Linked DNA regions of Homo sapiens: region 1 is linked to region 2. A link is a contact called in ENCODE Hi-C or POLR2A ChIA-PET data. All regions are on one chromosome and are shown on one strand. Each heading gives the region's core, a stretch centred on a gene start or an enhancer-like site at or near the end of the contact. The rest is flanking DNA. Distances are from core to core; before and after follow the strand shown.

The links. A loop is a pair of places that touch in the nucleus more often than their neighbours do. ChIA-PET counts read pairs that join two places held with the same protein, here RNA polymerase II (POLR2A).
Region 1: a loop to region 2 is called in a map of endothelial cell of hepatic sinusoid, with 7 times the contacts of the local background. The contact joins two enhancer-like sites. A Hi-C loop is called at or near these places in 2 of 168 maps with a recorded cell type or tissue (endothelial cell of hepatic sinusoid and endothelial cell of umbilical vein). POLR2A ChIA-PET finds 5 or more read pairs at or near these places in 3 of 52 experiments (PC-9, T-cell and naive thymus-derived CD4-positive, alpha-beta T cell).

What each region holds. Positions count from the first base shown.
Region 1 is chr17:17,520,767-17,527,906 of GRCh38, reverse strand. PEMT (phosphatidylethanolamine N-methyltransferase) reads left to right here. Exons shown (of 7, transcript NM_148172.3): 3 at 5,512-5,627. Among named protein-coding and RNA genes, the nearest start is that of RASD1, 28 kb to the right of the region's middle. Within about 2 kb of position 1,411, at least 10 of the 41 ENCODE cell types and tissues checked have a DNase peak (open chromatin) inside an H3K27ac peak, as active enhancers do.
Region 2 is chr17:17,465,686-17,472,735 of GRCh38, reverse strand. No RefSeq gene overlaps it. Among named protein-coding and RNA genes, the nearest start is that of MED9, 7.8 kb to the left of the region's middle. Within about 2 kb of position 3,880, at least 5 of the 41 ENCODE cell types and tissues checked have a DNase peak (open chromatin) inside an H3K27ac peak, as active enhancers do.

The sequences.
Region 1 (7,140 bases), core at 162-2,661, 58 kb before region 2:
GGGAAGGACAAGGTGAGAGAGGAGGAGCTTCTGAGAGTCCATCAAGGGCTGGCCGCAGAGGGGAGAGGCCTGGCAGCCGGCGAGCCCAGTGTGGCACAGGTCTGTCTGCCTGTCCTCTCCCTGGGGACACTGCTTCACAACAGACTTTCTTCATCAGCTTTGCCGGGGCCTGTCAGGCCAATAGCTTGGACTTAGCCTCTTGACTCTCACCCTTTTGCCCATTCCAAAACAAAACAAACAGCAGCACCGCCATGCGCCCATGTGCCTGGTGTAGTATCGTTCCAGGCATTTCATGGGCAGGAATTCGCTTAATCCGCACAGCAGCTCTGTGACGCAGTCGAGAGTATTATTAGCTCCATTTTACAGATCAGGAAACAGGCAGAGAGAAAGGAAATAACCTGCCCAAGCTCCAAGCTGCAAGTAGAGGAGCCGGTGTTTGAGCCCAGAACCTGGCGCTGGGAGCCACGAGCTGCCCTGCTGGGCACTGGGGTGGACACTTGCCCATCAGTCCTTCAGTGAGTGCGAAGGAGCCGTGTCTCACTTCAAAGAGGGATTTAAAAATTCTACCCTCACCGGGCACAGTGGCTCACTCCTGTAATCCCAGCACTTTGAGAGGCCGAGGCGGGCGGATCACCTGAGGTCGGGAGTTTGAGACCAGCCTAACCAACATGGAGAAATCCCGTCTCTACTAAAAATACAAAATTAGCCGGGCATGGTGGCGCATGCGTGTAATCCCAGCTACTCGGGAGGCTGAGGCAGGAGAATCACCTGAACCCGGGAGGCGGAGGTTGTGGTGAGCCGAGATTGCGCCGTTGCACTCCAGGCTGGGCAACAAGAGCGAAACTCCGTCTAAAAACATAAACAAAAATAAAAAACTCGACTTTCTGCGGCCTCACTTCAAGGATGCGTAGGAAATTTGAGAGACCAATAGGAAGTCTCTAGGAAAGGGTCTTGTTCCCAGAAGGGGGTCGTGCTTCTTGGGCCCTTACTGCATAGCTGGGCTGGTGTAGGCCTTGTGGGGTGGGAGGCTGTGTTCATTGCCAAGATTTGAGAAGCCTTGGCTTTTATGTGAAAAACGCTGAGTGTTTAATTGTTGATCCAAATATTTTAAACATGCTATGAGTTTGACCAGAACACATCTTGGGCTGCCAGTTACAACCTCTGAGTCCAAGGACACCAAGAATAGCACCCTGGAAAGGGCAGGGAAGAAGCATGGGTCCTGGCGTGGAGACAGAGGCCGGAGCTGCCACCTCAGGCCAGACGGGCACCACGGGCATGTGCATGGGCAGAGGCCGTTCCCATCTGAGTGGGACCCAGAAGGAAATCAGACACAGTCCCTGCTCTGAGCCACGGATAGGGGGAGAGACGGGCGCTCTCACATGTCCTGGGCCACATGCCAGGGCTAGGAGCCTTTCATCCCTCACCTGCTCTACCCCTCCTTCCACGCTGGCCGGGGATCGGGGTGGGGGGTACTGTCCGTCCTGTTTTTCGTACTTTGCAGCTGACTCAGTTTAGGTAGCGGGCAGCTGAGTGATTTGCCTATGAAGTGCTGTCGGCTTTTGGCGAATGTCAAGGCCAGGATGGTGTCCCTGGGTCTCGACCCCATTCCTGTTTTCCTCCCACTCCACTTGCCTTGGGCCTGTCTCTTCTGCCCTAGGGTAGAGGCTGTGGGTGAGATTTGCAAAAAAAGAAAAGGAGCCGGCATTTGGGGAGGAGACCTGTGTGTTCCAGAGCTCAGCTGGGAACTCCTTGCCAGGGTGTGGGAGAGGCTGGGCTACTGAATGGAGCAAACACACACCCAGGGCCCGGTTGCATTAGGGTTCCAGGTCAACAGCACAGACTGTTTTAGGATTAAAAGCAGTCCCATGGGACAGGTTGCACCAAAACATTGTTTGTTTGTTTGTTTGTTGTTTGATACAGAGTTTCGCTCTGTCACCCAGGCTGGAGTGCAGTGGCACGATCTCAGCTCACTGCAACCTCTGCCTCCCGGGTTCAAGCGGTTCCCCTGCCTCAGCCTCCTGAGTAGCTGGGACTACAGGTGCACACCACTGTGCCCAGCTAAATTTTTGTATTTTTAATAGAGATGAGGTTTCACCATGTTGGCCTGGCTGGTCTCGAACTCCTGACCTCATGATCCTCCCACCTCGGCCTCCCAAAGTGCTGGGATTACAGACGTGAGCCACTGTGCCTGGCCAGGTTGTTGTTTATCTGAAGCTTACATTTACCTGGAGGGTCCTGGCAGTGCCGGGGAGAGGAAATTTGAGCCAGGGTCACGGAGTGTTGGGCAAATGAATCCCCACTCTAGGATTCTGGAAATCTAGAAGACAGGCAAAAACCAGGAGCAGTGAGAGCAGAGTGCTGGGCCACGCCGCTGCCTACTAAGGGCTCACATGCATGGCCCTGGGAGGCGACTGCGTCCGGCACCCGCTCATTGTTGGATGAAACGAGCAGCTGGGCTCCCAGTGAGGACACGGTGGTGCTGCCAGGCAGGGAAGGAAGTTCTGGGAGTCCTGCTGGCTGCTGGTTTATCGATTGCCTCGGAATAACAGCCCCATCGAATACCAGTTCGCTGGGAGGCAAGGCGTGGTTTCCTCTTTTTCTTTCCCACATGGGTTAGTCTTGCTTGATGCTTTTCTGTTGTCGTTAGATTGTTCTGAAAGCTCATTTAGCATCAGCTCTTTCCGAGGCTAAGGGACAGGTGTGGCCTGGGTCTGTTGGGGGAGGGGGGCTGTATGGGAGGCTGAGGATGGCAGAGAGAACCCTTGAAGGAAAGGTTTTTGTTGTTTTTGTTTTTGTTTTTTGAGATGGAGTCTTGCTCTGTTGCCAGGCTGGAGTGCAGTGGCGCGATCTCGGCTCACTGCAACCTCCGCCTCCTAGGTTCAAGCAATTCTTCTGCCTCAGCCTCCCGAGTAGCTGAACTACAGATGCACACCACCACTCCCGGCTAATTTTTGTATTTTTAATAGAGACAGGGTTTCACCGTGTTAGCCAGGATGGTCTGGATCTCTTGACCTCATGATCCACCTGCCTCGGCCTCCCAAAGTGCTGGGATTACAGGCGTGAGCCACCACGCCCAGCTGGAAAGGTATTTCTTTATCATTAGGGAAATGCAGACCAAAGCCACCTGACACCCACTAGGATGGCTACAGAATTTTTTTTCTTTTCTTTGTTTTTGAGACAGGGTCTTGCTCTGTCTTCAGGCTGGGGTACAGTGGTGTGCCATCTTGGCTTACTGCATCCTCAACCTTCTAGGCTCAGGCAATCTTCTGGCTAACTTAATTTTTTTTATTATTTTTTTTTTTTTTTGGAGAGACAGGGTCTCACTATGTCTCCCAGGCTGGTCTTGAGCTCCTAAGCTCAAGCAATTCTCTCACCTCAGCCTCCCGAAGTGCTGGGATTAGAGGTGTAAGCCACCATGCCCAGTGTCCCCCACCCCTGAAGGCTATAATTTTTGAAAAGGGAAAATAACTGGTGTTGGGGAGGATGTGGAGAAACTAGAATCTTCATGCATTGCTGGTGGGGCTGGAAAATGGGGCAGCCACTGTGGCAAACAGTTTCACAGCTCTTCAATAAATAGATTTACCATGTGACCCAGCAATTCCACTCCTAGGTGTATACCTGAGAGCACTGAAAACACACATCCACAAAACACTTGGGCACGATTGTTCCTAGCAAGCGCCCGTATGTTGCTTGGCTTTGGCCTTGGTCACCGTGGACAGTGCTGCTAACGCAACCTAAGTGTCCATCAGCTGCTGAACCGGTGGACAAAATCTTTATATACTGGAGTCGTATTCAGCCGTAAGAGGGAATGAAGTGCATTTACGCACTGTGGCACAGACGAACCTTGAGAACGTTACATAAAGTCAAAGCAGCCAGACACAAAAGACCATGTAGTGTGTGATTCAGTTTATATGAAACGTCCAGAATAGGTGAATCCATAGCAACGGAAAGCGATGAGTGGTTGCCAGGGGCCGGCAGATGGGGGATGGGGAGGACGGGGTTTCTACTTGGGGTGATGAAATGTTCTGGACTTAGACCGTGGTGATGGTTGCATAGCTAAAAACTACTTTGAATTTTATCTCAGAATTGGAACAAAACAAAACAAAGCAGGCTGTGGTCCTGGGCCCCCGCGGTGCTCTCTGCAGACTGCTCCTCTTCTGCCCCCACCCCACCCCACACATTCCCAGCAAGGTCACCGCAGCCCCCTCCTCACCCCTGCAGCGCTTATTCCTTCCGCCTTTTGAGCTTCCCACAGAGTCAGCAGCGGCCACCTGCTGAGACCTGGACTAGGGCCTGCTTACCTTCTGGGAGAATTGGCTGCAGTGCCAACAGCTGGTTGAGGGGAAGGCCCGGGAGCTACCTCCTTCACTTCTCCTTCCTGTAAACTTTGGCATACCCTGCCCCCCGCCATCTGCTGCCCCCTAGCCTGCCACTGCCAAGGAGCTCTGAGGACAGGGGCCAGAGGACTCACTAGGGAGCCACCTTCTGGGAGTCAGTGGCCTTGAGGAAATCATCGCTAATCACTCTCCTGCCGCAACTGCTGGGAAAGGCAGGTCCACTTGGGAAGTGGAGCAGGCAGCAGTCATCGCTGGGGCTGGGGTGGAGGTAGGTGGCTGGGAGCAGGCCTCTGAGGCTCTTCCTGTGCACACACAGGCGCCTACTCTGGGCCCACAGACAACTTGCTCACATACCTAGAGCCCAGCCCCTGACCCCAGGCTGCATGCTTGTCTTTTTGCATCCTCCTTGCCCCCTCCCCTCCTCTCCGTTCCTTCCTCAGTGTGCTGGGCCAGGCCCGGGCGATAACCAGCTCAGGACTGTGGAAACAGCAGGCAGGCAGGAAGAGCTCCCTTCTCTCCACCGTTGGTGGCCAGATGTTGAGATTCCAGATGTGATTAGTTTGAAAAAAAACAAAGTAAAAGGATTCTGAGGCTAAAAGTCACTGTTTGAAAGTCTGTGCCTTGAGAAGAGCACTTGGGCAGAGGGAGGAGGGTGAGGGGTTTTCTTTGCTTTGCTTTGCGCCTGTGATGGACACTTTGTGAGGCCCCCAGCGGAAATTTGGGCCTGTGCTCTGAAGGCCGCGTGCTCCTGCAGCCATGGGCTCCTCTGGCAGTTCTGCTGGGGCCCTTTTAGAGTCTGTGGGATGCACTCAGCAGCTCCCAGGTAGGGCCTGAGGTCAGACCCCATGTGTCTCCCCAGGGACAGATCTTCTCCACCAGACGTCTCTTTCTGCCTCTTGGTGGGTTCATGGCTGTGTCTGGTTGAAGAGTTGTTTCCAGAAGGACCTTGTTGTCCGTCCAGATGAACTGAGCAAGTGTGAAAATCCCTGTGGAACTTGCTCTAGGGCAGATAATGTGCAGCTGGGGTGCATGTGGTTGTTGCTCCCGTGTAATTCTTCTTCTTTGGAAATGGGGGCTTTGGAGCCTGGGAAGCAGAGAGAGGCATGTGCTCCCCACCCCCACCCTGGAGTCTCCCCAGGAAATATCTCGTTCTTGTTCTCTGCTCACGGTTTAGGTTGCACGATGGGAACACAAGACCCGCAAGCTGAGCAGGGCCTTCGGATCCCCCTACCTGGCCTGCTACTCTCTAAGCGTCACCATCCTGCTCCTGAACTTCCTGCGCTCGCACTGGTAAGCACAGCTCTCTCACTGGGGAGCCACAACCCCTGGGCTAGCGGGAGGGCCGCTACTGGTGGTACCTCATCCCTCACCACGCGGGAGCCTTGTGTCTGAGCACTCAGGGGTTAGCTCTCAAAGCCACCTGCCACAGCAAGCCACCCTACCCCTCCCAGCCGTTTAGACTCTGGCCAGCAGAGGAGCCCCAGTGACCTCAGGAATGGGGGTATGTGAATGGGGGGCAAGGGACAATGCCTGGGTGGTCCCCAGGTCACATCCCAGCCTCTGCCACGTAGCCAAGGCTGTTTTAGGAGTCTCCTCCAGGAAGCGTCCAGTCAGAAGGTGGATGCTGGCTCGGGAGCCCTCAGGGGTCAGGCCTGACCATCTCTCCAGGTTAGGTTTGAATCAGCGTCAGAAAGCTTCTTTGAGGCCGGGCGTGGTGGCTCACACCTGTAATCCTAGCACTTTGGGAGGCCGAGGCGGGTGGATCACCTGAGGTTAGGAGTTCGAGACCACCCTGGCCAACATGATGAAACTCCGTCTCTACTAAAAATACAAAAATTAGCCGGGCATGGTGGTGCATGCGCCTGTAATCCCAGCTACTCGAGAGGCTGAGGCAGGAGAATTGCTTGAACCCAGGAGGCGGAGGTTGCAGTGAGCCGAGGTTGCACCAGTGCACTCCAGCCTGGGGCAACAGAGCGAGACTCCGTCTCACATTTTTTTTTTTTTTAAAAGAAAGCTTCTTTGCCCATCTCTGGACTTGGGACAGGCACCTTCCTGCTGTCAAATGAAAAGGTCAGAGAAGAAGAACTGGAACTAGATGATGAGGCACAGCCCACTGCACTTGGGAGCGAATTTCTCTGCCCAGACACCAGGCTAGACAAGGCCCACCTGCGTGGAATGTGATGGCTGCAGGCGACCTGGGGATGCAGGCTGTGCAGGGCAGCTGCCCCATCTCTGGGCCCCGGTCTCACCTCCCACAGTACCCTGAGAATCATTGCGCACGGCAGCTCATGGACTAAACATGGACCACGTGGTTCTCCAAAAAATGAGAAACTAGCTGCACCAGAGAATCCCCATTTTTGACTTGTCGAGACAGACCAGAAGTTCTGTGTGTGCCTGGCCACACCCCACGTGGAGCGCTCACTGGGGCCGAGGCACAGCTGCCCCCTTTGGATGGGGCGCGTGTAGCCTGGCTCTCCCCATTGCCCGTGGCCCCATCTCCGTCGGACCAGCCTGGCTTGCAGGCACTGGGTGCACACAGGAAGGGGCCTGCGAATGCTCCATGCCAGCACGTGCGGAGCCGGGGCAGGCCTTGCTGGTGGTCAGGCCCCTCACACACTCACCGAGGGTGGCCTAGGCCTTCCCCCTCCGTGGCCAGGCACCCTTGCTGCCTTCTCGTCATTGTCATGGCCTTGGCCACAGGAATGTGGGTGAGCAGCGTGGTCAGGGTCCTACTGAGGTCAGCCTTCCGCACTGGACCCCTGGCTCCTGGCCTTTGCTTCTTGGCCCTTTGGGCCAGGGCTGC
Region 2 (7,050 bases), core at 2,631-5,130:
TTCTTACTTATGATTCATCCTTTTCTTTTCATAACCTGGAGCCTCAGGCAGGTGGAAAAAGCTACACAATACTTTGATTTTTGTGAGTTAAAAAAAAAAAAGGCAGCAATCATTGTTCTGGCCAAATGTAGTGCAATGTATACCAGGAATCAGCTCACTGAAGCCACGATTCATTGCATAAACCTCAGACAAAAGCCCTTTGCTTGGGTCCACCCTGCGGATTGTCTTTCTTCTCTCTCTGAGCTCCACTTGAATCTCCTTTTTATTCTTTTCAGCCGTCCTCTCCTAACTCTGAGATACTCCATTACGTTCATTTTCTCAACTCATTTCTGTTAGTGGTTTCATTTCTCAGAATCATTTGTTTTGGGGGCATTTCAGCATACAAATCCGACTGTATTTTTTTCAGACTGAGAGAATGTTCTCCTTGAGTCCTTTCTTTTAGTCCTTCTGTTTGTGATCTTTCACCAGATCTTCACCAGCTGCCCTTAAATTACCAAACAGCTTTTGATATAATACAAATGAGAGGCAATCCATTCCAGGAACTAGCTTTTATCAAAAATGGTTCATTATTGTTCTGAAGCCGTATTTTTTCCAATCTCTTTACTACATAATTTTCATCCAAATTATTTGTTAGCCAATTTCTTTTTCTGTTTACCAGCTGCTCCCCAAAAGCCTCAATCTTAACCCCTTCTGTTAATCCTTTTTTTTTAAAAATGCCCTTCTTCTCATGGTCATCTTTTTGTTTTTGTCACTCTTCCCCCCAGCTTTTTTTTTTTTTTTTTTTTTTTTTTTGAGGCAGAGTTTCACTCTTGTTGCCCAGGCTAGAGTGCAATGGCACAGTCTCGGCTCACTGCAACCTCCACCTCCTGAGTTCAAGCGATTCTCCTGCCTCAGCCTCCCGAATAGTTGGGATTACAAGCACCCGACACAATGCCCAGCTAATTTTTTTGTATTTTTAGTAGAGATGGGGTTTCGCCATGTTGGCCAGGCTGGTCTCAAACTCCTGACCTCAGGTGATCCACCCACCTCGGCCTCCCAAAGTGCTGGGATTATAGGCGTGAGCCACTGCACCTGGCCCGACTTTTCCCCTTTTCTAGAAGTTGTTTTGGGTTTCACTTTACTAGATTTATTGTACATCTTTGACTCTTAACTCCAGTTTCAAAATTGTAAATAAAACATTAGCCAGGCAGGAGAGTCGCTTGAACCCAGGTAGCAGAGGCTGCAATGAGCTGAGACTGTGCCACTGCACTCCACCCTGGGTGACAGAGTGGGACTCCATCTCTGGCTAAAAAAATTAGCCAGGCATGGTGTTGCTTGTAGTCCCCAGCTATTTGAGGGACCAAGGCAAGAGGGTTGCTTGAGCCCAGGAGTTGGAGGCTGCAGTGAGCTATGATGGCACCACTTCACTCCAGCCTGGGCAACAGAGCGAGACGCTGACTCAAACAACAACAACAACAACAACAAAAAGATTATGCAACTGGAATGCCAAAGAGGCTGGGATCTTTGCTGCCTCAAAGTGTGGTGTGGCTTGCAAGGTCCCAGCCTGATAGTCACAGGGAGCGCAGAGAGTATTACGGTTGTTTATTGACAAACCTTGTGCTGGGCATTTTGCGTAGATTTGCCTCCTTCTTATGAAACTCTGAAATATCCATTACCCTACCTGCCAGAGGGGGAAACTGACTCACGTTGAGCCTGTCTCTTGAAGGCTCACACCTCGGCTCTTTCTGAACCCTGAGCTGCCGAGTTCTTAGATACAGCTCACTCATCTTGTCACCTACAGGGACCTGGCTGCCCTCCTTCCTGCTGGCTCTCTCTGTGTGGGACGGAGCACACCAGGGGCTGGAGGGCTGAAGAAGAGTGCAGCCATCCAGGAGGGTTGGATGGCAGCTCTGCTACCTCCCAGTAGTGTTGGCTAATGCAGGTGCTAGCCTGGAAGGGTGAGCCGTGGCATCAGTGTGCGGGCGATGCAGAGTGAACCCTCCCCAATCCCTCCTCCTTTCCCTTCTTTAAGTGGGTCAGGTGGAGGACGCAGCGGTTGTAATCTATGACACTGCTGTCCTCAGTCACTTCTCCCTCCCACCCAACCATCTCCCTCATCTGCAGATCAGGAATCCTCACACTGGGGATTTTGCTGCTTTCATGGGGAGGCTGCAAGTGAGATGATGTAGACAAAGGGCTCTGTAAATAAACCAGTTGGAATTTGGGGACCTGGTATGGGAAGCCCTGTGGCCACCTAATACCTGGTAGAATGAATCTAGGGGTCACATACTCACTTCTGGCTCCAACAAACGGTGTGGTCCCTCACCTAAGAGCTGCGAGGAAATACCCCTGGCCATCCACACGCCAGGTGTGGGCACCGGCTTCATGCCCAGGTCTTGCAGGATCTGATAGACAGAGGGGAGGAAGGGGTGCTCCAGGCCAGCCCACACTAGAACAAACTGAGCTCCAGAATGAAGGGGACCCTGGTGATGGTTTCATTCATTTTTCAGGTGAGGATGCAGAGGCCCAGGGAGGCCAAATGACTCACTCACAGTCATGCAGCTGGTGGTGGGAGAAGGGAGATATCATTTGCATATTTTCCCCCTCCAACTCTCATGTTGAAATGTGACCCCCAGTGTTGAAGATGGGGCCTGGTGGGAAGTGTTTGGGTCATGGGGTGGATCCCTCATGAGTGGCTTGGTGCCCTCCTCACAGCAATGAGTGAGTTCTTGCTCAATTACTTCACATGGGAGCTGGCCGTTAGAATCGGAGAACTCTCTCATGTGGTGCACCCACTCTCCCTTCACCATCTGCCACAAGCAGAAGCTTCTTTTTTTTTGAGAGAGAGTCTCGCCCTGTTGCCCAGGCTGAAATACAATGGCACAATCTCGGCTCACTGCAAACTCCGCCTCCTGGGTTCAAATAATTCTTGTGCCTCAGCCTCCCGAGTAGTTGGGACTATAGGTGTGTGCCACCATGCTCGGCTAATTTTTGTATTTTTAGTAGAGGCGGGATTTCACTATGTTGGCCAGGCTGGTCTTGGACCCCTGACCTCAAGTGATCCGCCTGCTTCGTCCTCCCAAAGTGCTGGGATTACAGGCGTGAACCACCATGCCTGGCCAGAGTGGAAGTTTCTTGAGGCCTCACCAGAAGCAGATGCTGATGCCATACTTCCTGTACAGCCTGCAGAACCATAAGCCAAATAAACCTCTTTTCCTATAAATTACCCAGCCTCAGGTGTTCCTTTATAGCAACACACAATGGACTAATACAAGGTGGGATGTGGAAATAGGAACAAGTACATGACCTTGACCTCAGGAAGAAATCAGGAACCAAAAGGGACAGATGGCTTTCAGGGTAATGTTTCTAGCCTGTGTTCTACCTCCCCAGTGTCTCAATTGGTTTTAAATCTGCAGTTGGCCGGGCACAATGGCTCACGCCTGTAATCCCAGCACTTTGGGAGGCTGAGGCGGGTGGATCACTTGGGGTCAGGAGTTCAAGACCAGCCTGGCCAACATGGCGAAACCCCATCTTTAATAAAAATACAAAAATTAGCTGGGTGTGGGGCCGTGTGCCTGTAATCCCAGCTACTCGGGAGGCTGAGATAGGAGAATTGCTTGAACCCAGGAGGCAGAGTTTGCAGTGAGTCGAGAATGCGCCACTTCACTCCAGACTGGGAGACAGAGCGAGACTCCATCTCAAAAAAAAAAAAAGAAAGAAAGAAAGAAAGAAAGAAAAGAAAAAAATCTGCAGCAAATGCCTATCACTGTGGTTTTTTATGTTTTGGAAAAATCCAGGGCTGGCAGTCATGAGAGGGCTCAAACCCAGCTCCAAGCAGGGGGTAATGAGCATGCGGGGCTGTCCAGCCTCTGGTGAGCCATTGCTGGCTTACATATGTCTTGATTTTTCCGGTGGCCTTGGTGACAGCTGGCAAGGGACACTGCTTATGTAATGGCCTTGCCAGAGATTGCTTTAACTGCAGGGAGAGAAAAAGTGTGGGAAGAGCCATCCCCAAGCTAGGAAACAGAGGAGCTTCCTGCAAGGCAAGTTCAGGGGCATCTATTAAAAACTTCTTGGCAGACAAGCTTATGACCCTATAGTGACCACCAAGCCTCTAACTAGATGTCACCCTAGAAGCCAGGTGAGAGAAAAGCCAGCTGTGGGGCAAGTGCTCCAAGTTGGCCCCAGGTCTGCATGTTAGAGTCAAGCTAGTTGGTATGGTTTGAAAGTTTGGGTCCCCCAAAAGTTCATATGTTGAAATCCTAATCCCCAATGTGATGGTATTAGGAGGTGAGGCCTTTAGGAGGTGATTAGGTCACAAGGGTGGCACCCTCATGAATGGGATTAGTGCCCTTATCAAAGAGGCCCAAGGGAGCTCGTTGCCCCTTCTGCCATGTGAGAACAGAGTGAGGAGACATCACATGTGAATCGGGAGGCAGGCCCCCACCAGACGCCACAAAATGTGTTGGCACCTTGAGCTTGGACTTCCCAGCATCTAGAACTGTGAGCAATAAATTTCTGCTATTTATAAGCCACCCAGTTTATGGTATTTTGTTATAGCAGCCAGAATGGACTAAGATACTAGTTTCCTAGGTGGAAGTTGGCTTTTCTTGTAGTGTGAATCAGTGGAGATGGACTAAATATGCAGAGTTACACTGGGCAACAGTGAGAAGAGGCCACAAGCCAGGCATGATAATCAGCCACAGGGCAGCTTCTCATTGTTCCATCTTGGGCTGCAGAGAGCACTGGCCTGAATTGTGTCCCCTAAGGGACAGATCAGAGAACAGGCTCACATCTGCCAACAGCCAGCTCCGTGACCTTGGGTGAGTAATTCAACCACCTCGTACTTGAGTATCTCAGCAATAAAACGGGAGTTATGCCCCTCCCATCTCAGTGCTGTCCGGGGGATGGGAGGGTGCATATGTGCAGTATCAGGCCAGGTCTGGTGCTCCTGAGACACCCAGGAAACAGAGTTAAGGGAGCAATTCCCGCTCACTTCCTCAGGCTGCTTTCTGTTCTTTCTTCTTATGTTTGTTGTTCACACATCTTGAGAGTTGTTCATGTGCATGGTTCCCAATTAGCCAGCAGTGCAGAAAAGAAAATCAGAGATAAGTTAGGGTAAACAGAAGTCATATTGTTGCATCTTTCTTTTTTTTCTGCACTTTTTGCATTTCAGCTCTCATTTGGTGTCATATGCAACCTGACTCACAAGCTCATCATCGGTGTTAACACTACCTTAGTGGTGAAAGATTAGGATACTAATAAATATTTATGGAACCCCTGCTCCATGTGAGGCCATGTTATTAGGTGCTGTGAGGATACGAAAGGTATAAGAAATGGTGTTTGGCTCAGGAAGCTTTTTAATCTTGTGGGTAAAATGAAATGTTGCATGAGTGACAAGGCTCACTGGCGTTAGCCAAGGATTAATTTCCCAGCTGAGACACCTGTTCACCCTCCATCCATTCAGCCACAAGCAGATGCCACTGAGTCTGGTCTGAATGATGCGGGCCACGTCAAGGAACCCAGCCAGCTCAGCCTCCTGCAGAAGAGGCGTAAGAAAGAGCAAATGTGGAAGAAAAGCAGCTCTCAAAACAGCCTTAGTCGGGGGATTGGAAAGGAAACAATTGCAGGATTATTGTCTGAGGAAAACAGAGATCACACCAGATGGCAGGATGCAGGGGGAACAGATCCCAGGATTGGCACAGCTCAATTTAGGGAGCTAAAACCACACAGATGACAAAACAAAATCCTCCAAAAGCTCAAGTTTAGATCCAAATGGGTTCAACCCCCCATGACAAAACCTCTAAAAAGTTAATCAAATCCAGAGAGAATGCATATAAGTGAAGGAAATTATTTCATAAGGATAAATAAATCTATGAGAAGAACTAATAAAACTAGAGAGAGGGGTGCATCCTTCAAGGTCCTATTCCCTGCCTCCTGAACGTCTTTTCTGGAAACTCGGCTTACAAAGTCTCTCCCTTTCCAGAACCCTCCATGTGTCTGAAGCTGCATCTGGCCCTTTAGTCTGCCAACAACGTGGCCATCCATCCTTCATCCTAATGGCCGGCATTCTGCCATTATTCCCAAAGAATCAGCCATGCGTGGTGCTGATAACACCTAGCTGCTGCTGCTGGAGATCTTGTAGTGGGGAGGGGCAGCTGGAAGACAGGGATTTAAATGGTCTGTAGTGCCATGGGAACATTTCTGGCAAAAAAAGAAAAAAAACCACTTTGTAGTCAAATATCATCCATTCCCTACTCATGCCCTACCCAGCTTCCATTCCAGCCCTGGGTGATGAAACATCACTGGGTGGAACTAGTCATGATCATCACGTTCTCCTTGGCCAGTGACTGGTCTACAGGTGGCCATGAGACTCAATTTTGGCCATTAATATTCATTTATTTACTTCTAATTTTTTAATTTTAATTTTTTTTTTGAGACAGAGTCTCACTCCGTTGCCCAGGCTGGAGGACAGTGGCGCACTCTTAGCTCACTGCAACCTCTGCCTCCCAGGTTCAAGCAATTCTCCTGCTTCAGCCTCCCAAGTAGCTGGGATTACAGGCATGCACCACCACACCTGGCTAATTTTTGTATTTTTAGTGGAGACTGGGTTTCACCATGTTGGCCAGGCTGATCTGGAACTCCTGGCCTCAAGCCATCCACCCACCTCAGCCTCCCAAAGTGCTGAGATTACAGGCGTGAGTCACTGCACCCAGCCTATCTTCTCCTACATTTTAAATGTATATGTGTGTTTTGAAGATAAACTTGAGTTCATTTTGTTTTGTAATCTGCTTTTTTTCTCCTAACAGTTTGCTGTGAATGGCTTCCCATGTAAGCTAATATTTATTTACAACATGATTATCAATAAAACAATGCATTAAAAACTAAGCCAAAGGAAAAAACCCAGCAAATTCCTGTAAAAGGGCAATAATAGGTTGGGATTTGGCAGAATTTCAAGAATCATAGAGATGACAGGTAGCTTTTGGGGACCATTTTTATTGAAATGAAGCAATTGTTACTTCCTCTGGGATTCATATTTGTTGAGCTGTCCTGGAATCTCAAGACATCCCT